3 separate regions of the Mus musculus genome follow, and regions 2 and 3 are each linked to region 1. The links are chromatin loops, found by intact Hi-C in ENCODE. Cell type or tissue: left cerebral cortex. All regions are shown on one strand. Region 1 overlaps Wdfy4 (WD repeat and FYVE domain containing 4). Region 2 has its middle 5.6 kb from the start of Fam170b. Region 3 holds the start of Vstm4 (V-set and transmembrane domain containing 4).

Region 1 (8,000 bases):
GCAGCTGGGGTGATTGAGCCACGTGGACACGACTTCCCTGAGCCTGCTCAAGCATGTGTAGGAATAACTATGGACTCAGCCTTCATTCATTCAGCATAGTGATTGAACTGGAACCTCCCAGCCCCCGGGAGCTAGGTCTAAAAAAAAGTGATTTGTGTGAAGTCCAGGTATTAGGCGGTGGTGACAGGCGCTTGCTTAACTAGCCAAGTCTAGCTGAAACGGTAAGTGCTTTGGCGAGGGCTCCTGTTTCAAACCATAGGATAAGAGTGAAAGTTAGACACCGGAAATTGACCTCTGACCTCCGCATGCTTACTCATGGGTGCATGTGCCTCCAGACATGTGGAATTGATGATATAGGGTTGCAGAAAGGAGGAGGAGATCTATTTAAAAGTGAAGCTATGCAAACCGCAACCCTTACGGGCTGAAGCACCTCCTGGGAAGCTGAAACCTAAACACCCCACATCCCGATGACACCATTCACAAATGAGTGATCAGGGCCTATCCCCATCTGCCAGGGTCCCCCAGGTGCGAGGGAACAGAGACAGGCAACCCTGACCCTGAAGATAGTATAATTCTACCAGGCCATGACACACGTGCTCTCCTTTCTGGGCAGATTTGGAAGACAGAGGACGTGAAGATGCCTGTTCCCAGGCAGGCAGTGATGGAGGAGCCCTCCACGGAGCCCCTAAGCCCCAGAGGTACCTGCTTGGAGATCTTGACTCATGTTGCCCTCCTGTACGCCTCTCCCCCTGCCTCGGCACCAGGGCTGCAGCCCCACATGGTGCATCAGAGTGCAGGGAAGTGCTGCCAAGCTCGAGGACTACACACATTACTTTTGATTTTTGTGATACCATACCTGCTTGGCAGAAACAACTCCGGGACAGAAAGGTTTATTTGAGCTCATGGTTTCAGGCATTCTCACTGGGGGGTAAAGCATGGTGGCATTTGTGGCATTGGAATGTGAAATGGCAGTGTTCCCATGCAGCGGAGGAGAGAGACCAGGACTGGTGCTGGGTGTGACACTGACAGACAACACGTTTCTTCCAAACAGTCCCCACCTCTTTAGTGCTTTCAAAACGGTCCCATGGGCTGGAGTCAGAGCATTCTCCGCATGAGCCTAGGAGAGACATTTCAGATCCAGGCCATGACGGGGTGGGGGGGGGGGCATCAGAGAATAGTTTGTGTCCTGCAAGGACTGGGGGTACTAGGAAGCAGTATGTGAAGCTCTGTTGAGTCCTCTGCTGGACTCTGCAGTCTCTATTGGACCAGTGGACTAGGATATGGTGGGTGTCAGGGGCCCCAGGGCTTAGTGGGTATATATATCCACATGTTCTCCTTTGATGTTCTCTGATGGTCCTGGAAGCCACAACCCAGCACCTGAGTACTGCTGGTTAATTATCTAGACAGCCAACCTGTAAGCAGAAGAAAGGTGCCATACGCCCAGTGAGGAGGAGGCAGACCTATCATGCCTCAGATGCCCCAATAGCCCTCATTATGCCTCATTTCAGTTCAGCCAGAGGCTTAGTATAAATGTTCTTTCCTGCCCTGGGACTCAGACCAACCAACTGAAAAAGCTCAGAGTTCCTGGGCTGGATGTGTCACACACATTCCCAGGTGATATGCACAAAAAACAAGAGAGCACTATTCTATGGCAGAACCCTCTTCTCATGTGACAGGTGAGACTGAAGTGCAAAACCCATCTGCCGTCTCCACCACCAAGGCTATCACAGGGGGACAATGTCCTAAAGCATGAGACACTCTGCCAAAAACCCTTCCATGTGTCCTCTCCTTTCTGACTGCAGTGCTGAACAGGAGATTATAGCAAGGTGCCCAACTTAGAGATAAGGAAACCAAGGCACAGAGAGGCTCAGTAACTTGCCCAAAGTCATCCAAAGATTGCCACCATGTCCACTTCTGCCACTAAAGCAGCGGTGGTGATGCTGACTTCAAACAGGATCACACAGTCGCCCTCACCAGCCCCTCTGCTACAAAGGCAGGCAAAGCCCTCATCATCAAAACGACACCACTGCACCTCTAGCTACTCAGTTATCCCTTCCACCATCCCTGTCTTCACTGCAAACATCCTTCCTGCTCAGCCCCAACTTCAGAAGATTATGGTCCAGCACCAAGCTGTCTCTCTTGTTGACCCATGAAGGAAGAAGTGCTTTACTATATTTGGAGAGTCCCCAAATCTGCCAAGAGTTCCTGTTACTGCCCACAGGAGGGGACTTTTTCCAACCTCAGGGGGATACTTTGGGCATGGTGGTCATTTTCAATTAGTTTACCTCTGTTGCATTTTTTGTGCCTCCCTGATTCATGCAGACATTCATTGTGAGTTCTCCCGAGAAAACAGACAGAACTTGCTGGGGCTCCACTGTGTCCTACATTCAACTGATACCCAAAATCCCTTCCTTTAGCACTTCTAGGAATTTGTCATAATCTGGGTTGAGTCAGAGCATAAACATCAAAAGACCAAGAACTGTGTTCAGCTCAGTGTCCTGGTCCCTCCGGTGCTTGAGGCCATGAGGAGTCATCTCATGATGAGTGTGAGAGAGAGCACATAGCTATGTGTGCTGGAACTGGACACTTCTTTTGAGAGCAGCAATCACATACCCTCAATCCTGTTTCTGTCCCATGGGAGGAGCCAGCTCAGGAATCCTTTTCCCTTGACTATTTGTGAAACAAGTCACAGATGTGACACTGAATGTCATCTTAGTCTCAAGATCACCTGCCCCCTTCATATTCCTAAAGTATGAACTCATCCCAGCTCACAGACTCTCAGCACGGGGACAATGGGCCCCCAGCTTCTGTTTGGCTCAAACAGAAGTAGTCACGTGGTCTGAAGAACTGGAAGGGGACCAGGCTGTAGACCCAACTCCATTCCACAGCTGCTGTGGTCCTGTTTCTTTTCTGCTAGCTAAGAATATTCCCTGTGATTCCAATCTTGTAGAATACAGGGCATCGAGAAACGACGGACAGATAAGAATCCACTCCACAGAATTCATTCCTCGGATTCCAAAAAAAAAATTCTCCTTTGTGAACACAGCGATGTTGACGTTAGGGAAATTACAAGATCGTTTCTAGCTGACAGGAAGTCTCAGGACCCTCATCCTTCCTCTGCTGTCTGTTCTGACCTGAGGTCACTGCTGCCCTGCAGAATCGACAGCAAGTAGGCTTTCCGGATTGGGGTCACCGATAGGATTAAAAGACAAAGTAGTGCACAAATAGTTAAAAAAAAATCTGATAGAATCTCTGTTAAAGTCAACGAATCTTAGAGCAGATTTATGAACGTAACCCACTGGAGGGCTCTAAGGAAGCCTGATGCCCTCGTCACAATGCTCAAAACCGTTTTGTTGGAAAGGGATCAGAATTACATGTGTCATGTGAATATTTGCATATGTGTCCTATTGGTGTGTATGTTATTGCACACCCTCAATGTCTCCAGGGGCAAGGAAGGAGATCTGTAAACATACCGAGGATATGCATTGTGGGCAGCTGTAATCTAATTTCTGCCTGGAACTCATTTATTCATCATCTGTGGGAAGAACTAGCCCACCGGAGCACGGTTGCTTGGGAAAACGGCCCCTAGTCTCCGACTTAGGAAGGGAGTGGTGTTAGGACTTGTGCTAGGATTTCCAAGTGTCTGTCTCCATCCATGGACAGCACTCTTGACTCAGATCCTATGTGTTCCCTGTTGCACTGGGTCTTCCCCACCCAGAGGAGGCCATTTCAGCAAGGCTGGGGCGGGGATACAACAGCAGTCAGGTCCCGAGATGATGAAGTGCTCTCACTGGGCCATGCCCACTTGCTGTCTCTCCATCTCACCCTTCACATCGAAGGAATGACTGTCTGTCTCTAAATGCAGTCATTAGAATGAGTGAGGTAACAATCATTGAGTTATATTTTTTTTTTGAGAAAATTCTCTCAGCATTTAATTATTGGTTGGGTGTGAGAGGATTTAGCTAAGTTGATAATGCAGACTTTATGTAATTTATTTTTACTAGGCAATTACAGGCAGCATTACACCCTGGCAGCAAGGTATTGTGGGGCATCTTATTAAGCATAAAGCCAGTAAACACTGATGAACAATTTTGCTGAACTAGGCATGCAATTTAGAAAGCAATAATACACAAATCCAATTTGGTACACAATGGATACCACGGCACGTCAGCACATGTAACTATCACAGCCTGCAAATTAAATTGGGACGGCCCTTTTTTGCAACAGCACAGGCCAAGATTAAATATATTTTCCCCCTCAATTTAACAAGTTGCTGACCACAAATATAAATGTTTGTATCTGTGTGGTCCTACGTATTGGGTGCACAGGCTTTGTGCATGCAGCCGCCAATGCTCTAACTTTCCTCTCTCACACTTTCCACAGGTCACAAGTGGGCCAAGAATCTTGCCCTGAGCCGAGAGCTGGATGTCAGTGTTGCTCTGAGTGGCAAGCCCAGCAAGGCAAGTCCTGCTGTGACAGCTCTGGCCATCACTAGGTAAGAGCAGCCCATGAGCCGAGGAACTTTCTCCAGGACTCCAGCAGAGGGCGCTACAGCCAACCTAGCCAAGTCCCAACATTTCCAGCTGGGTTCTCAATGATCAGACCCAGGGAGATCACATCACTACAGGGACCCAGGCAGGCCCATCTTGTTGCTAATCCCCATGTGCTCTTCTTGATCCCTATGTCACGAGTATGCATAGATTCACAAAGAGACGCAAATGGTAGAGAACTATAATTTGTAGGTTTGTCTTAAAGAGGTCCTTTTGTCCTGAATCCCACTAGTGATGCTAACATGCTCAGGATGACCGTGGTACATGGGGGGGGGGGGCAGGGGGAATGCCTTATGAAGTCTCTTAGCCAATGCAGAGTAGTCTCAAAGTTGACCCTGGGCTATTATTTTAGCTGTCATGGTGATCCAGCTAATTCTTCCAAGGGGTTGCAGTCCCAAGAGCAACTGACTTTCCACTCTTTCTTCACTCCCTGGCCTGCAGTAGCCTTCTGCAGTGCCTGGTGTAGGAAGTGCACAGTGTTCTGGATGCCAGGCTGGCCTACATGGGGTGGTGTGGGGGCGGGGCAGCAGGAGAAGCATGGGCCTATGCTCTTCCCTGGAGCTCATGCTGATTGCTCTGCCTGGGCTGGGGATGCATCCTGTGATTTCCCGAGTGCTGGCTGGGGTGTGTGGCTCTGATGCAGTGGCCTCCAGCACTCTTACCTTTTCTTGATCTTCCCAAGGAACCAGAGCAAGCTCTTGGTTGGCGATGAGAAGGGGCGAATCTTCTGCTGGTCTGCTGATGGGTAGGAGACAAGGAGCTGGAGGGACCGACCTGAAAGCCTGGAGCCCTGGGGTCGGCAGCAACAGGCTACAGGCACAAGATGATGTGTAGCCTGGGCTGCTTAACCAGAGCAAGTTTTGGGGGGGCTCCACTCCACACAGTTCTCAAGGAGTCCCTGATGGTTTGCACCGTGTACCCTAAACATGTCTGTAGTCTATGGGACTTCTGTAAGAAGGATCTTGGTAGACACTGATGCTGGAAACTGACGCTGCATGGGAAATTTCTACGTGGCTCACTTCACCAAGGCTTATTGCACTGGGAAAAGAAGAGGGGGTGGGTATTGGTTCATGGAAACCACCCCACTGTCTTTATTTTATTAAAACTCCATTTTCCTAATGGAAGGCTGCTTGAGCGTTACCTTGTCTGGTTTCATCTGAATTCTTACACGTCAGCAAGGCTCCTGGGAGTGAGAGGAGTTGCCGGGCAGACTGTTGCTCACCACAGGCCATACATGTGACTGCCACCTGGCAGGAGTGTCAGGTAGAACAATACACCAGGCCTGGGCATCCCTCCCTCAACTTTACCTCAACAAAAGCAGGTAGCGGTTTCCAGTCAGGCCCTGTCTTGGTCATCTTGTCCGTCTTTTCACTGTGCCCCTCATGCTGATTTGAGCCGTTGCTCATCTTGGAGAAATAGGGATTGAGTAAATCCCTCAGCCTTCCTCAGTCCTTTTCCTGACATTTCCCCCATAGGGCCCAAGTAGGGGTATGGCACCTCATGTTTCTCTAAGCCCGGAGAGGCTCTGGTGGCTGTCTGTCCTCCGGGCTTAGGGGTGGTAGGAAAATGAACTTGGTGTCTGATGGCTCTGAGTCATCCCACCATTAAGGAGTAGTAAGTCGACCTAAAGATAAATATTAAGGAAGGAGCAGCAGTGTGTGGACACGGAAACAGCAAAAGAGCACGGCCGGCCATCCTGATGTATCTGTAAACTTCTAGGGTTCAGCATAGAGGAAGCTGGGGGAGGGGCCTATTCCTTGGTCCAGGACAGCCTCCCCGGATGGGAAGGGCTCTCGTCTGACCCTGGGATCAAGGATCATGCCACTTCCCACATCATCTGCATGCACTATTAGCAGACAGTCCATTTGCAATCCCTTGTCCGGCTGGGTCTGCACGGAGGGCTATAAATATAACAGCAGAGAATACTGCTCCTTAGGAAGGCCAAGAGGCATGCCATAAATATCAGGGCTGGGCCTGCAGGCATTTTTCAAAACACAATCTTTAGCATTTATACAGAGTCGAAAGGTATGCTGGCCAAAAGTCTGCCTTCAGTCCACTCATTCTGTAAGAGTTTTAGCTTCTATTCACCCCCTATCAAATAGTTCTGGGATTTGCCAGCCTAGCCTCAACCTGCTCCTGCTGGGTCTGAACTACAAGAGGAGACAAGCTTGGGTCTTCATGCTAGAGTCTTAGGGCTAAGGTGTCGATGCAAACAAGGGAGACTCGAGGTGATAAGAAACGATATCCCATACTATAGAGTAGGCACAGGCGACCTTCTAGCTGCAGTTAGCTCAGGGGTGTAAAAGTACCCCATGCTGGGTAGTTTAAGTGACAGAAATGATTTCATAATTCTGGGGGCTAGAAGTCAAAAGCCAGGGTGCAGACAGGTTCATTTCCTTCTGGGCCTCTCTGACTTGTAGAAGGCACTTTCTCCTGTATCCTGCATCCTTGTGTGGCCTTCCCTCTGCCTGTCTGGACCCTACTATCTTCTTAGAATGACACCAGTTCTAATGGATACTAATCCATCAGTATCCCTTGCGAAGGCTCTGGGCGTGTCAGGCTGCAGGAAAGAAGAGCCAATGGACCAAAGTGGAAGCTATTGCCTTTATCCAGGGGCTGGAGGCTGATGAAGGGCAGTGTGAGTGAGAGCAAGGATCAGAGATGGCCCTCCTTAGGGAGCAGCTCCCCAAGAGTCAGCTAGGCAAGGATTGTGTGGCAGAGCTCAGAGCTGATGGTCCCAGGAGTGACAAGCTGGAGTCCAAACAAACACCCTCCATGTGTGGAGGAAGTTAGAGGAGAACTGTGTGGGGGTGTCATGTGTGCAGGATAGAATGTGGCCAGGGAAAGATGGATACCATGGAATTGATGGAGGTACTGTGAGGATGGGGAGGAGCTGCAGGAAGATAGGGTACTGTGGAGGAGAATGGGACAAGATGGGAGAACTGGCCACTGCTGTGGATCTGGGAAGATTTGGTGGCACCTGGCAATGGGGTCTTGGATGCATGTTACCTGCAGGAGGAAAACTGCTTCATACTGATCCAGAGGAGGACACAGATGTCCCTGAACCCTGGAAGATGAGTCTGGGTTGCAGACTCCTGAGGCATCGGCAGTAGATCATCCTGGGGTGAGGTGGGGGACTAGAGAAGACAGAGCAGAGCTGGGGTGAGGTCGAGAGGCCCTGATCCAGTAGAGGCTAAGGCCAGGCATTTGTGGCAGCTTTAGCAGGAGGTTCTTGCTGACCTAAGTGACCTCAGTCATTCAGTCACATGGTACTAGGCACCCTGGTCTGATGGAGGGGAGACAGGGCAGATGCCTGGGGAGGATGAGAGAGAGAGAGCTGATTTGGTATCACAGCCACAACTGAAGTCTGTCAAAGCAGGAGCATCAGCTACTGGGGACAAGGAGAGACAATTATCCAGATCCCTGCTGCCTTGCCGAGGTCTGAGCAGG
Region 2 (8,000 bases), 130 kb after region 1:
CCCAAAACAACCCTAACATCATCCAGGCAAACATCTATCTGGCAATACTCCACCCAGAAGGTAAAACCACTACACAAAGACCTTTACCAGGGAGTTCTACTGAGCCTTGGGAAGTCATACCTGCAGCAATAGAGAACCATTGTTCACAGCTGGAAGAAGAAACTGTGTGACCTTTCTTTCCAGATACATACAAAGGCATACCTTGTAAATAAAATAAAATAAAATAAAATAAAATAAAATAAAATAAAATAAAAAACCAAGGATACCAGCACAAAATGTGGATAGAGAAAATGACAATAGTCTTGGGGAAAAGAATACTCAGCCAGTAAATGACCTTGAACAGTTGTATTCAGTAGTATAAAAAGATGAACGCTGATCCCACCTCACGTGAGACAACTAGAATATTTTCTTATAGCTCTAGGTTATATTTTAACAATAAATGTGGCAATAAAATAACTTCTATGCAATTTTAGGGTGGCTTTACTAAATGGTATCCTTCCATGCAAGCACTAAGAGTCTTTTCACTTTAAATTTGTATTATGTTTTCTTTGTTTATTGCAAGTGGGGAGCATGGAAAGGGGCACACGTGTGGCATGATGTGTGTGGAAGTCGGAGGATAACTTAGAGAAACCAGCTCTCTCCTTCTACCTGGTGGGGCCTGGGGATTAGATGCAGCTTGTCAGACTTGGTACCAGTTGCCTTTATCCACCGAGCCGAAGGACCCTTTATCCACCGAGCCATCTGGATGGCTCCTTTCCGGGTCTTTGTTGTGTCAGTGTGTTATCAAATCTCACTTACCATTCACAGTGCGAGGTGGTACTACCTAGAGTCTCCACCCTGGAGAGAGATTGGTCAAATCTTGAATTGAAGACTATCCTGGCATACACTGTGAGATCCAGTCTCAAAAACAAAACAACAAAACATGAAAAAGAAAACAAACAAACAAACAAAAAACCCAAAGTTTTCATTTGTACTTGCATTTCTCTGTCTTAGTGAAATGAAACAAAGAAGTAAAGGAAATTAATATGCATTTCCCTCCAGAATTAGATAGCTGAGAGATGTCTGAGAAGCCATTCCTTGTAGCCATCATAAGGGAACTGCACCTGAAAAGCTCACTTGTTTGCTGCATCACAGTCTCCACTTATAAATGAGGCAAAAGTGAGAAAGACTGATGATAGCAAGTGCTGGTGAAGACTAGCGAATGACTTCCACACAGCCCTCTTAACAGAGAAACTTATGTAGCCATCCAGCACTCCATGGATGTCAGTGGGCATGCTCCATACTGCACATGTCACCATCATCTCTGTCCTGGGAAGGAAACACGCCAGCATTATATAAAATGGCACACACGGAGAAACACTGATTGCAGCTGTGACTAGTGGTAGAAAAAACAGGAAACAGTCAGATAGTCACCAAAAGAAAGAAATGGTCAAAGAAAATGCAATGCAACCAAACTATATAACACCATTCAATAGTGAGCACTGCATGCACTAACAATCAAATGTGGTGATGACCTCACCAGTATAGAAACTATTTGTGTGCCCCTCTCCATAAAAGTCCCAAATAGATCCTGCATCAAACATCTATAAAGGCCCAAAGAGAATTTGAGAACAGCATACCCAGGCATGAGCAGCCCTCCTCAGAAACGAATAATTAAGTTGAATCATGGGAGACTGACTTTCCCTCAGATGGTGCACTAGCTGACTTTTCTGTTGCTATGATAAAACAGCATGACCAAAAGCATGAGAAGAAAGAACAGGTTCTGGTGTATCATTCCAGAGTGTCAGAGTCCATAGAAGCTGGAGATGTGACAACAGGTATAGCTGGCTGATCACATTTTCATGCACACTGGGAAACAAAGATGGAGAACAGCAAATAGACCAATGCTGTAAGTGTCTCAGGCCTACTCTCTTCCTCCAATGAGGCTCCACCTCTTTGTTGGATAGGTTTCTATCAACTTGGTGAGGAAAAAAGAAAACCACAAGTGAGAAAATTCCTCCATAAGATGGGCCTGTAAGCAAGTCTGTGGGGTGTTGTCTTGATTGATGACAGACTAGAGATGTGGCAGGGACCATCCCACAGAGGGCAGTATTATCCCTGGACATGGTCCTGAGTTGTATAACAAAGCAGGATAATTAAACCATGAGGAGTGTCTTGGTTAGGGTTTTACTGCTTTGAACAGACACCATGACCAATGCAAGTCTTATACAGGGAAACATTTATTTGGGGATGGCTTACAGGTTCAGAGGTTCAGTCCATTGTCATCAAGCAGAAGCGTAGCAGCATCTAGGCAGCCATGGTGCAGGAAGAGCTGAGAGTTTTACATCTTCATCTAAAGGCTGCTAGTGGAAGTCTGACTTCCAGGAAGCTAAGAGGAGTTTCTTAAGCCCATGCCCACAGTGACACATCTACTCCAACAAGGCCACACCTCCAAATAGTACCACTCTCTGGGCCAAACATATACAAACCATGACAAGGAGCAAGCTAATAGGCAGTGTTTCTCCATGGTCCCTACTTCAATTCCTACCTCTAGGTCCAGGCCCTGAGTTCTTGCCCTAATGTGCCTTTATGATGGACTGTGATGTGGAAGTGTAAGCAAAATGAACGCTCCTCCCCAAGCTACTTATGGTCATGGTGTTTATCAGAGCACTAGAAACCCTAAAACAGCACCCAAAGGTTCCATCATCTCCCCAGAAGAGCCCTACCAACTGGGGCCAAGTGTTGGAATACATGAGACTACAGGAAATGTTTTCATTCCAAGTACCACAGAAGTCACATCAGTTTCATGTCCCCTCCCATGCTCTTCTTGCATAGTGTGACAGGGTCCTGCATCCTGGGCCAGGGCAGATTCTGTAATTGTCTCAAAGTCCAGTGTGGAGGACAGGTGCTTCCCAGCTGCCAGTGCTAGGCTAGCAAAGGTGACTGGATTCTCTCCACCCTCACCAGTCTCCGTTCCAGTTATCCGCCATGATTCAAGAGCATTCAGACCACATGGGAAGGCCAGATAGACATACCCCAGGCACCAGCCTCTGTGGATCTCTGTCATCCACTAGCTTCAAGAGTCAAGGTGTCTTCAGAAGACCTTGGTGCCCAGCTGTGGAGTGGTCCAGGTAGTGCTCTGCCTGAATTCTCCACCCTCAGAGAGAGGGCATATTTGTTGTGCCGCACATTAGAGGACAATCTGTCTGTTGCCCAGCTACACAGATTCAGTGGATGTTCATCTTTCCTGTAGTGTTTGATAATGTCTGAATGAGATGGTTCACAGTGGGCATCCCTAGCCCTATTAGGCAATTTCAGAATCAAGTGATCACATGGTTTTCCAGGACAGGCTGAAAGAACTTCTGCCACCCCAGCTGTGTGAGTTTTTTGTTTACCAACGTCAGCGCCATTAACCTCAGCTAGCAAACCACCAACTGGATGACATGATAGATGTCTGCCTTTGCCTTCAGCTGCCCAATTTCTAGTCAAAAGAATGGTTTTCAGACTTCCTAGTCAGATTCTCTCTCTTCCCAGAGTCTCCATAGGACCTTTGACCTTTGAGATCCTCCCTGGTCCCAGCACTGTTCACACTCCTTATTCACAGGGAGGTTGAGGCACAATGGGAAGGACTACAGAGGGGTTTCTATCCCCTGCGCATGAAAGGCAAGACTGCTCTGCTAGGTGGTCAGAATGTGGAGCGGGAGGTTGCTTCCTGTGTTGTTTAAACCCTACAACTAGCATGTGATTGCCCTTTGCCCTCACAGGGCCTCTGGACTGTTTCTGTCCTTGGGAAGGGCCTTCCACTTACTCCATGCAGAAACTGAGCAGAGAACACCCAAAAGGGCTTTGCTCAGCCCTCTGCAGCCCATCCCTCTCCCCCACCCCCTCAGCTCCACCGTTTTCCAGCTGGTTCTTTGGTGTTGCCAGGAACCTCCTTGCTTCTCTGAGGCAGCCAGCAGGGGTGGTGTGCAAAACCCCAAAAGGCCCAGCACAGCATTTTCTTGGAGCTCTGGCCGTCTCTTGGCCAACACGCTCTGCACACATCACATATGAGCCATAAGCCTTGTCCAGAAAGCCTGCAGTATTTTCCAAGCCTCCTTTCTTCCAAACTTTGCCCCTCCCTGCCTCCATTCTTTTCCACAGAGAAGGAAACAGGAAACAAAGCAGCCACAGCCGTGCAGGAAGCAGAGACGCCACACTTGCCTTGCCTTGGCTTCTAATTCCAGTGAGGCTTGTGCTATGAAATAGGCTACGGGAGTGTCAGATCACCCATCCCACACAGCCAGAGGCAGAAATAGCCTAGCCTAGCCTGGCATGGCCAGCCTGTGCTCAGGCTGTGTTTGGGGGACTTCTGTGGCCAAACCACAGTGTAGAGGTGTAGTGGTGATGAAGGGTCCTTTCTTCCCACTGGAAGGAAAAACACCTCCCCAACAGTGACATCTTCTGGGTCCCCTCCTCAAAAAGCAAGCAGAGCTAACACCTGAGGGAGCTGATCTCGTCAGGCCCCATTCCACCCTGCTTCATTTCTGGGGTTTGGGATTTTATGCTGGGAGATGGAATAGAGTTCTGGGACCCCCCCTCTCTCATCCATGAAGCATCTGCATCATCTCTCTGAAGATGGTGTGAGAATAGGTTGGTCTTCACACAGGTCTTTGAAAGCACTATTGAAGCCGAGGATTTGGCTCATGATTCTGATGGCTGGAGGTGCTAGGGCACTTATACCTTTGGGTCATTTTCCTGCAAAGCCACCCATTTGCCATGGGTGTGAGCCAAGGGCACAGCACCGTGCATGAGAGGTCGTGGAAGGAAGTTAACCAAGCCAGCCTTCGGGGCTGTCAAGTCCAAGTACGGGATCATTCCGGTTAATTTAGCAGTTGCAGCCTGGGAGTTGGGGGCCTGGCTGAGAGGGAAGACACAGTTCTATCCTAGAGCTTCCTGTGTGACTCTCTAAGAACACAGAGGGTGTGGTCAGCCTCCCGGTGCCAGCTCCTGGAGTCCAGCTGTTAGAGGGAGACTTTTCTGCACACAGCAGCCTCATTAAATGACCAGGAGGGAGGCAGGCTTTTGGCTGGACTTCTTGTGCCTGAGGCCTCAGCCCCTCCCTTATCCTAGACATAGAAAGCCTAGGCTGTTTGTTCAGGGGCTCAAAGGTGAAGGTCAAAATCTAAAGACAAACTGTTCAAGGAGCAGCCTGTTACAAAACCCGAAGGACAAGACCTAACCTCTGTGCCTTCTTCTTGCGCTTGCTTTGCTGAGGCCCAACTCTTGCTGCTGCATTGCTGAGTGACTGAGTTTTTCCATGTGGGTCTACTAAGTCATTTATTTTTAAAAAAATGACGAGAAGCAATAGATAACAACTCCAAGAGCAATATTTCTGCTGGACCCTCAACTTGTCTGATCACCCTGGCACATTCTTTGTTCACATAACACAAGAATGTGGCCGTTTTTAATCCCTTCACTGTAAGACACTGCTTCCCCAGCTTTGCCTCTGTTTATACCTGACCCATCTACTGAGGCTGCTGAGATCTCACATCTCAACAGCAACAGGGATGAGCAGCAGCGACCAGATCAGCTCCTCCCACCAACCTACCTGAGTCACTTGCACCAACTGGTACCATTAAACCCTTGCTGAGGCGGTGGAAATTCAGCTTAGTTCACATGGGAAAAGATAGCACTCAGTCCTTTCGTGTTGCTACAACAAAATGCCTGAAGCAGGACGCTTTATAAGCAAAAGAGGCTTATTTGACTCACGAGTCTGATACCTGGAATCTGAGCCTCACAGTGCTACCATTTGGTAAGGATGTTATAAGCGCATCTTAACATGGTAAAGAGGCAGGAGGAGAAACAGCTGCCCATGGGCCTCACTTTTTAAGAACTTACTCCTTTTTGTTATGCTTTGAGAACTCCATACATGCATATGGTGTTTTGATATGGTGTATTTTGGTGAAACCCACCTCATATTCTGCAATTCTCCTACTATGCCTCCCACCATATTTCCCCCTAACTACTTCATGTGCTTGCTTCCTGCCTTGCTTGCTTGCTTTCCCAACCTAGTCCACTTAATGCTGCCAGTGTATGCATGGGTGTGGGACCATCTACTGGAGCATGGGGTGTCTCTCTGTGGCTGTGTCCCTGAAGAAAACCAACTCTCCCTCTCCCAGCAAGCAGGGATTGCTGCTAGTCCCTGAGCTGGGGATGGCACTCCATTTGCATCCCCCACCTCAGCAATGCTGGGATTTTGGCTGACTTGGTCTTGGCAGGTCAGGGAACAATTTAGCTTCAGGCTGGGGACCCTGATGGTGACCGAACTCTCATCAGTAGCTGCATTTCCTTTTGGTTGTTTCTGTTTTCTGCTTGGTGTAGATGCCTCAGCCTAAACCATGGTTCTGTGTTGTAAATGTTTGTTTACATAAGAAAATAAACAATAAGTTACTTCTGCCTTATTTAAATGCTAATGAGATTGGAGGGAAGATACTCATTAGTAAGTACCGCTCATAAGTAAGACATGCAAAGCTTCTTTTGAGATCCTGGTCTACCTGAGGCTCTGCACCAGCCCCTCCTACAGGAACCTCCCAGCCCCGCTGGGATCAAGGACAGTGTCCCTGCTCACAGGTGCGGCTAATGGAGCTGGGCTGAGGAGACCTGCCCCAACTACAAAGGGTTAAAACCGAACAGGCAAAGTATAAGGCCTTATGGGAAAGCGATGGCATGCCTTTACCAGAAAACATAAACAAGGACAAATGAAGACAGTACATGCCGCTGGGGGCTGGGAAAAAGCCTGATGGAAGCCAGCTGGGCTGCAGGAAGAGCCACGCCCAGGGTGGGCGTGGCCAAGTAGGCTCTGGAGGCCGGAGCAGCCTCTCCAGCTGTGTAGACTGCAGAGCTCACCTCCTCAGAGGTTGGGTGTGATGAGCTCAGACCCTTGGGGGTTGGTTCATCTGGCTGCTGGACGGACAGCCCACCTAGACGTCTCCTCAGCCTCACCCCAACAAGGCAGCAAAGCTGCAGCACACGTCTATGCCCAGTGGGCCCTTGCTGAATCGGATGTGGGTGGCACCACTCCCTGAGTTTGGGTCCTGGACTGTGAAAGTGGAGATGGTGGGCTGAGTAGCAGGAGGCACAACCGTGCGTTCGGTTCTCTTTTCTCTGGCTGGGAGTTTGACTAGCTGCTTCAAGATCTTGCATTGACTTCCTGCAGTGATGGATTATAACCTGGGAGTGTGAGCTAAAAGAATCCTTTTCTTCCCTAGATTGCCCTTTCTAAAAGTGTTTTATCATAGCAACAGAAAGGAAAATAGGGCATGTGGCCTTGCACACATATGTAAGTCCCTGGGGACATGCACTTGCCTGCCCGCTCCCTGACCCTCAGTGTCTTGTTTTCCAAGCTCCTATAGCTGCTAAGTCGTGGAGCAGGCGTCATCACTAAAGGTCCCTGTGAGCACCGCAGCAAACTGTCTTGCTGCCAGGGGCTTTCCAGCACCTGCCTTTCCTCCCCCAGACACCTGCCCCCAAGGGCACTCTCCCACCCACTCCTGACCAATGGAGTCTCCAAAAGGGCTGTGCTGAAGCCGGACACTGGGCACTACTGTCAGCCCAGCCTGGGTGTTTAGATTTACACTGCTGTGACTTCACAATGGTGAAAAGCAACCCCTGGCCTGGGTCTCTGAAGCTGAGCAGCCAAGGGGAGTACACGCCTCTGAATCTCCACGGGTTACTAAGCTGGTGTGTGTCATGTTAGGTGCACTAAGCACACCTGTGACTTCACGGCATTTCCATTCACACTGTGTTTTATTGGATCATAGCCTCGCACAAGTGGAGAAATCTGTTTCCATCCTAAAATGCTAGAGCCATGTCCTGGCATTTATCTATAACTGTGCTAGACAGTGTTGTAAATTACTCTTAATGAGCTGATGTTTCCCGCTGGTAGATGAGTAACTCTGAATTTCTGGACAACAGCTGAAGTGCTCGCCTGTTTTCCCAGAAGCCTGGGCCCCACGTGCTCTTCCATGACCCCACTCGCT
Region 3 (8,000 bases), 100 kb after region 1:
GCTTGGAACACAGAGTCACGCAGTTGAAGAAGATACCACAGCAGCCAAGCAGAGAGAGGCCTGGGACAACCAGACTCCGAAGTCACCTTGACCTCAGATTTCACCCCCTTGTCAATCAATACAAGTTTGTTATCAAGGCCATTTGGTACGGAAGTAGGCAAACGCATACAGCCCTCTTGATGAAAGTGCACTCCAACCTTTCACCTTCAACCCATCCTCACACACACACACATAAACACACACACACACACACACACACACACACACACACACACGGAGACGTTGAAGCTGACGTGGCTAAGCACCTCACACTCTGTCAGAAAAGCTTTGCCGAAAGTCACAGGCTCTCAGAAGTAGGATCCCCTGTCCAAGTCAGGGGCCATGGGCAGCACCATCCAGCCCTGGAACGGGCGGCTCCATATGCCAAGTGTATAGGTATGGAGGCTTGGTTTATGTGCAGACACCTGCAGCTCAGACCCAGCCAGGATGGGAGGAAGTGCAGGTAGGGGGCCTGACAAGCATAAGCCCCGAGTTTAAGGTGCTTATTTCAATCTTTGTGGAGAGAAGCTGACAGTTCTTTCCCACTGTATCACTGTGTCCCCTGTGGCTCAGCAGAAAGGGGCCAGGGGAAGCAATGGGAGGCAGGACAATGGAAAGTGGGTGCACCGGCCAGACAGACTGACGGACAAAGCATGCAAGAGCTGTGGGCAGGAAAGCACACTGCGTGCATGCTGACTCAGCATGAGGATGCTGACTCAGCATGAGGGACGGCCCAGGCAGATGTCACTTACCCCTCCCCCCTCCAGCTGACACAATGTAGCAGCTAGGCAGGGCTGACCCTCACTCTCTGACCTAAGAAACTGACACATTAGCCTGAAGCAGAAGACATGTTTCCTGAGCATAGACTGCAGAGAGCTAAGGTGAGGAATGGGCTCCACCACACCCCTGCACTCCTGGTTTCTGCTTCCCTTTTGTGTCTTCTGCCTCCATTGACTTTACGGAGCTAAGAGGCCAGTGAGGCAGCTCCTGATTGGGACAAGGAGGGAGAATACAACCGCAAAGTTACCAGCTACGGAGGAAACATGCAGGGTTTTAAAAAACCCTGGAACCAAAACAAACAAAAAGCAAGCAAGAAAGAAAAAAATTCAGCCCTGAAACGACCTTGATCCTTGTCTTGGGGTTACAGAGACCTAAGAATATGGTCATGAGCTGAAGGCTATCTTGGAAATTAGTAAAGCCAAATTTCAGCAGCCTCCAAGAGAGAGGGTCTCACTATCCAGAGGCCCACAGCAGGAAGAACCAGGTGCAGGCTAGAATTGAAAAGATGGGTATCCTTTTTTGTACTACATCCCATTGTGGCCCAGTCTGAAACCCCTTCCTGTACATAGTCCTCTAGAGAGGATTCCTCGCCCCAGTCAAAGGCCAGTTCTTAAACAAGAAAGGTGGCAATACAGAAATGGATGGCACTGATCCAAACAGAAGGACAAGCTTCCTGCAGCCGTGGTTCCATTCCTTCTACAAGCACGTTCTCTGATGTTCCAAAGCCCCAGGCATCCCTTGAGGGCTGAGAACTGGGAGTCACACGGTCCCAGGCCTGTTGAGTGGCCAGAGAAGAGGAAGAAAGAACACAGCAGAAGGGGGAAAAGAGCACAGAAAGGAAGGGCCGAGGGGCTGGGTAGAGAGCCTGGGTGGGTGTCCTGTGATGGCCTGGCTGGAAATCTGCTTCTGTTGGGAATGGGGCGCTCAGAGCCTGGGCTTCTTCACCCACAGTGGTGAACAGGAAGTGATGTGGTTCATGGCTAGTGCAAGTGAGCTATAGTATAAGTCTGTATGTGTGAACTGTGGAAAGAGCAGCAGGAAGGGAGCCTACACTATCCTGGATCAGGGTAGGCTCCATGCGTGCAAGAGCTGCAGGCACACAGATGGCTCCTGCGATGCCCACTGGCGTTAGCCTTTACTGATCATTTCATGAAATTTTTATATATTTTGAAGAAGATCCCCTATGTTTCTGTTTCTCACGGGTCCCACAAGTTACACTGCCGTTTGTGCTTCTCCATGAACCTCGGGTCCCTGGGAACGAGATTCACAGTCTAGCCCCTGCTTTGGGATTTGGTAACGCCGTGAAAAGGAAGAATACAGACAGCTCTCTGAGATGATACCCATGGAGGCCCAGAGTGCAGAGTCTTCTCATGAAGCAGCAGCAGCCTCAGCTGCAGGAAGCAAACACTTCCTTCTCCCAGGATGCAGAAATGGCCACGCGCGCGGCTCCAGCTCGGTCAGCAGGCCATGAAGGTGCGCTTGGTACTATGGCTTGTCATCCCCACTGCCTAAAGACATCCTCCACTGTCTCTAGGATCCAGGGACTTCTAAGTGACAGACAGCAAACCTCTGAAGCACACTGCTTTGTAGCATCATGGGCTGCTGAGGAGGGGCAATAAGCAGGGAGGCCTCCAAACCTAGCCCACCAGTTATCCACTGTGAGTCATCACCTATAACTACCTCCAGGTCAGGGCAAATACTGCCTTGTTTTGTGACAGAGGAAGAAACACGCTCAAGTGAACTTCAGGCCAAATGTAGTTCTAAGGCAATTAGATGTATCTCCCCAGTGTATCCTCATTAGCTGCTAATTCTCATTTTACAGCCAAGATGGAGGTCCAGAGAAGCTGAACAACTTGCTCAAGCTCACACAGCGCATAGCAGAGATGAAATTCAAAACTACGGGATCTGACTTCAAAGACGACTGGTAGTCACTGCTCTGAACCACAGCTTGGCTTTTAATAAGTACTTGAACTGATAGTTTTCTTTTCTGCGAGATGAATGGTGGGACTGGGTGACCAATAAGCTCCCACTCTACCCCTAAATGAAGGCCGAAGACTGTGCAGGCCCTGAGAGTGGGTTTATACGTGAAGTATGTTGGCCTTTCCCTTGCAGATGGAGGTCAGGAGCCATAGGGGAAGCATCTGGTGGAGTGAATGACAGACCCAGGTGAAGGATGATAAGCAGGAGCTACAGGGTGACCCTGGGTACATCCAGGTTGGAATCTAAAGGGTTCAAATTTTCATACCTGTCCCTCTCGTTCTTTGTTTTTAAAATGGGGCTAAAACTGCGCTGTCCTTAGAGGTTGGTGGACTGATAAACTGAGCCAATGTTTTACGCAGTATTTGGATTGATAAAACCTTGATGTTCTTACTTTGAAACACCACTGTGATTAAATGAGATAGTGTACACCTCTTGCTGGTAGTCACCTGGGAAGGGAGAGTCACTAATATACCTTTTGCTGGGGACGGAGCGAAAGAGGTTCTTCAACCGCTGTAAGTGGGAGCCATAAAACTGTGCAAGCCAACAGAGGTGGCCCCCAAAGAAGTGTGTTTGTGGGAAAGGATTCTGATGGATGACACCCTGTCTAACCAGATTTGACCATCTCAGAAGACTCACTAGTAAATCCTCAGTGCCCAGTAGGCTGGGAAGATCCGGTCGCTCCTGACCTCATTTCGGAGCGTCTCCAAAGATAGTTAAAGGAAAGTTGGTGCTGGCAGCAGCTGCGGGTCTCGACTACTACGAAAGACAGAAAGAAGGCGCCGACTTGGGGCTCTGATCGGGCTGGCTTCGCCCTGAGCTCCGCGGCCTGCGACTCAGAAGGGACCAGGAGCTGTCCCGAGAGCAGGTCCCCATCGCGGGACACGGGCAGGACTAGGGACCGGAGGAGACCTGAGTCGGCGCCGCCGTTGCGCCGCCAGGATCGCGGGGTACGAGTGAGTCTCCAGGACCCCATGTAACCCTGGCCTCCCCTCCCGCTCGAGCCCCGGCCTCCCGCGCAGCCGCCCGCCGCGCCGCGCTTACCCGGGGCCGGACCCAGCAGCACGGCCGCCGCCAGCGCTAGGAGCCGCAGCCGCATCTTCCCGCCGCCTCCGCCCGGCGCTGTGACCCGGGAGAGCGCCGCCGCCCGCCGGGCCCGGCCCGCCCCTCGGCCTCCAGCCACAGTTCGGGCCAGCGCTGCTGGGTCTCTGGGTCTACGCCGAGCTGGAGGAGCGGCCTCTCCATCCACTAACTGGGCCAGCCCACGGTGTCCCCTTTCACCACGCCCACGTCTCAGATGAGAAAACTGAGGTGACCCTGGAGATTCACGTTGTACAGAGCTAAGGCGTCCAGGAGGACGTTGTAACGTTGGACGTTGTCCAGGAGACCTTTAGCTCTCCTTGTTCCAAACCCAATTATTCCTAAGAAGGATCCAGAAACTTAGGTACTGGGTTCATCTACAAACCCTGAGCCTGGACAGCACACACACCAGGCATTCCCATCGAGAAGGCTCACAGCAGCTGAGAAACAACTTTCCACTGCTGCCTTGAACTTGGAGAAGGAGATGGGGGCTGGGTGAGGATCCCTGGAAAGTTAAAGGGTTCCCACAGAAGAGTTCAACTTTCCAGGTGAGAGCCTAGAATGTCTGTCATCTCCACGTGCCTCTGAGTCTTCCATCAGTTGCTCTGCTGCAAAGAAATGGTCCCACCCTTGCTACGTTGTTTACCAAATCAGGCTAAAGTTTGACACCCAATGCCTGGTGGTGAACATCAGCAGTCATTTTGTGCTTTATTTGGGGTTCCTTTGTGTGTGTCCAGGATGGGGGTTGGGGGTTCAGAAAACACCACCAGTCAAGTAGAACTTTGTTAAAAGTGGTCCTTGGGGGTGGGCAGGTGGATGAGCAAGGGGGAGGGAGGGTGGGATAGGGGTTTCTGGAGGGGAAACTTGGAAAGGGGATAACATTTGAAATGTAAATAAATAAAATATCCATTTTTTTAAAGTGGTCCTTGGAAGTGGGAGGAGGAGGAGTGGGAAGAGGAGCAAGGGGAAGAGGAAGAGAGAGAGGAGGCAGAAGAGGAGAAACAGAAGTCCCACATCCTTCCACTTCAAGGGCCTGAGGAAGATGGGGAGGGGTGGAGCAAAGCAAGAGAGGTCCTGCCAGGGGGTACTGACCCAGCCAATGGCTACCGACTCCGGGGCAGCTTCAGGGTGGACTGTCCACTCTTTCTGGTTATGTCAGTGGGCTTTGCCCTCTGGGACCTGATCCCAGGGAGAGCCTTCCATGCAGCACAGCTTCCTAGGGACTGGACTTAGCACCAGGAAAGCCAGGATGGAAACAGCAGCTTCCTCAGAAAGCCAGGCCTGCGGAAGCTGAGCTGCTGGGTCAGGCACCAGGGCAAGAAGTAAGGCGACATGAGTGTCATCCCAACTACAAAGAAGGTGGAGGTTTGTTAGTGTAGTCAACTTAACAAGACCTTTTCTACTTTGAATCCCTCCCGGTCAAAGGGTGGTGATGGTGCAGTGCTTGCACCATCAGTAATAAACACATACACATACACACGCACACACACAAAGCAGGGGGACAGAGTTTATGGTCAAACTGAGTCCTACAGTCCAAGAATGCAAACATCCTTCCAAGACGTCCATAAAACAGCACAGAAACTACTCTGCAGGCATGAATAAGTCAGTGACATATTTGATTCCTTCTGTGAGGCCCCAGGTTGAATAAACTGAGGTTCAAAGTGGACCCAAAACATGTCCAGGTTTCTATGGACACGTGGGTTTTTTTTTCTTTGTATGCTCTCTCGAGTGTGCGTGCGTGTGTGTATGTGTGTGTGCGCGTGTGCGTGCGTGTGTGTGTGTGTGTGTGTGTGTGTGTGTGTGTGTGTGCACGTGTGTGTGTGCACGTGTGTGTGTGCACGTGCGCGAGTGCCCATGCATTCATATACACAGACCAGAACATTACCATCACCTGTCAAAATAGAGCCACCAGCTGGGACCCAAGTTTCAACACTTTCCTGTGGGGGACATTTTATAGTCAAACTATAGCAATAAGTGTTACTTTGGTGCCAGGGACTCTGCAGGCTAGCTGGGTACAACAATCTGGTCCAGTCCCTAGGAGGCAGAAAAAAGAGAACCGTAGATCAAAAGGATCTCGAGCAAGGGAGTTAGAATAAATCATATAGACCTGTGAGAGGCCACCTGTATAAGTGACCAGGGGAAAATGTGCCTCTGACCATCAGTTTTCAAATACAAGATGAAGCACCTCAGGCCAGCCTTGCACTCTTAATGAATAAAACCACCACTGAGCAAAAAGAAATAGGAGATGCACAAAATAGAGGCAGTTAAAAAGACCCAGGTATTGTGGATCCTAAAATAATTGCCGAGAAAGATATTACTGAGAAAGAGATTACTGACAGTGTTGAAAATTTTATTATGCTACTGTGTGCTACATGAGTGGTACTCCCTGGATATGGTTCTGAAAACAACGTGTTGATGTTAGCACTTGGGGTCTGGTGTTAAGAGACATGACAGACTACTCTTAAATAAACAAGTAATTGAAATAAAATAAGTATCTATAGCATGTACTCTAAAGTGTGTGTAGAGAGACTGACATGCAGAGAAGGGCCCGGCGAGGAGATGAGACACTAGGTAAACAGCATACAGACTTTAACGTTTAACTGCAACTTTTGTTGTGTTTCGAAGTAAAATCTAGAAATGACCATTTGTTTATGGCCAGTGCAGTGGCCAGTGCCTGTGGTCCTAGCTACTTGGGAGGCTGAGGCAGGAGGATTGCTTGAGTAGATTAGTTCAAGGTCAGCCTTAACAATAGTAGATATCATCTTTAAAAATAAAATGTTTGGGCTAGTGAGATGGCTCAGAGGGAGTGGGGCCTCTCCTAGAAGCCTGAGAGCTGGAATATTGATGTCTAGAACCCTCTAAAAGCCAGCAGGGTGTGGCAGCCCATCTGTAATCTGTATTCCTACTGCAAGGTGGGCAGAGACAGGAAATCACTGAAACAAGCTAACTAGCCAGACTGGCAGAAAAGAAAAACTTCAGGTTCAACACAAGGCCAGCCTCAATATACAATGGAGAGAACGATTAAGGAAGATAATGTCACTGTTGAGCCTCCACTCATATCATGTGTGTGTGTGTGTGTGTGTGTGTGTGTGTGTATACACACATTCATATATGTATATGTTTGTATGTATGTGTGTGTGCCACACAAATGCAAAACACACTCACACATAAGTGCCACACACATACATACACACAAAATGTTTACTGACTAAGATATTCTCACCTTTATTTGACTGATAGCTGGTTACAAGCATCCTATAGTTTTCTAAGATACCATGCCAATTTCCACAGGTCAGTTATTACAAGTTGCCATTGATGCACAATCCTCCTCCAGTTTCAGAGATGTTTTCACACAATAGATCACCTAAGCTTTTATACATCTAAGATGAGCACGTGGCTATCAGAAAGTGCCCATGTTAGCCTCCTAGTAATTAGGAAACAGAAAGTTGAGACATCTTACCACGTCTGACACAGTGGTGCATACTTGCCGAGACAGAGTTCTGAGTATCTGTATGCAGAAGGAAAGACTACCAGCTTGGAGCAGTTCCAAACCAAAAGCCTTATGGAAGCAACAGAGGTCAAAGGAAGGAAGGAAGGAAGGCAGGATGGTCAATGGAGCTGTGTACATGGAAGCCATCAGCTCTCTGCTGGGAATGACAGCTTCACTATCCAGAACCAACCACGAATCACCCTCAGCTGCATTCACCCCTAAACTCACCTAAGGGGCAAGCTGGTTCCACACAACATCATATAAAATTAATGTTGTTAGTTTGGGCATCTTGTTATTATAATTATGTGTATTTAATGTATGAATCTTCTGGTTCGCAGTTGTAGTTCTAAAGTTGGGTGTCGATGTGAGTGTTGCTTAAACCGCTTCAGCAGCAGTAACTTGAATCAGCACAGTTTTAGGAAGCGTGTTGTTGACGTCAAGAAAAGACAGAGCCCTTCCTTCCGCTCGACTCGAGACTCGACCCCCGGGCTACCTTGCCAGCAGAGTCTTGCCCAACACCCGCAAGGGCCCACACAGGACTCCCCACGGGACCCTAAGACCTCTGGTGAGTGGAACACAGCGCCTGCCCCAATCCAATCGCGTGGAACCTGAGACTGTGGTACATAGGGAAGCA

Evidence for each region. A loop is a pair of places that touch in the nucleus more often than their neighbours do. Peaks named below come from ENCODE experiments on the same cell type or tissue, not always from the same donor. Only the 100,000 strongest peaks of a DNase experiment are listed, where the experiment ranks them.
Region 2: it touches region 1 in a loop (2.2-fold over the local background); 5 of 42 quality-filtered maps call a loop at or near these places.
Region 3: it touches region 1 in a loop (2.0-fold over the local background); 7 of 42 quality-filtered maps call a loop at or near these places.

Annotation. Positions count from the first base shown.
Region 1 is chr14:32,957,237-32,965,236 of GRCm38, reverse strand. It overlaps Wdfy4 (WD repeat and FYVE domain containing 4), which reads left to right. Exons shown (of 59, transcript NM_001146022.2): 57 at 614-698; 58 at 4,384-4,495; 59 at 5,233-5,690. The coding sequence ends at 5,299. Among named protein-coding and RNA genes, the nearest start is that of Lrrc18, 30 kb to the left of the region's middle. In left cerebral cortex, a CTCF peak has its summit at 4,538 (motif pointing right); DNase peaks (open chromatin) are centred at 4,547 and 5,112.
Region 2 is chr14:32,824,398-32,832,397 of GRCm38, reverse strand. No RefSeq gene overlaps it. Among named protein-coding and RNA genes, the nearest start is that of Fam170b, 5.6 kb to the left of the region's middle. In left cerebral cortex, a CTCF peak has its summit at 3,940; DNase peaks (open chromatin) are centred at 3,993 and 4,157; H3K27ac peaks cover 557 bases.
Region 3 is chr14:32,852,807-32,860,806 of GRCm38, reverse strand. It overlaps Vstm4 (V-set and transmembrane domain containing 4), which reads right to left and starts at 4,051. Exons shown (of 8, transcript NM_178791.5): 1 at 3,841-4,051. The coding sequence starts at 3,895. In left cerebral cortex, no CTCF peak of the experiment used is centred here; DNase peaks (open chromatin) are centred at 3,589 and 3,963; H3K4me3 peaks cover 988 bases; H3K27ac peaks cover 574 bases.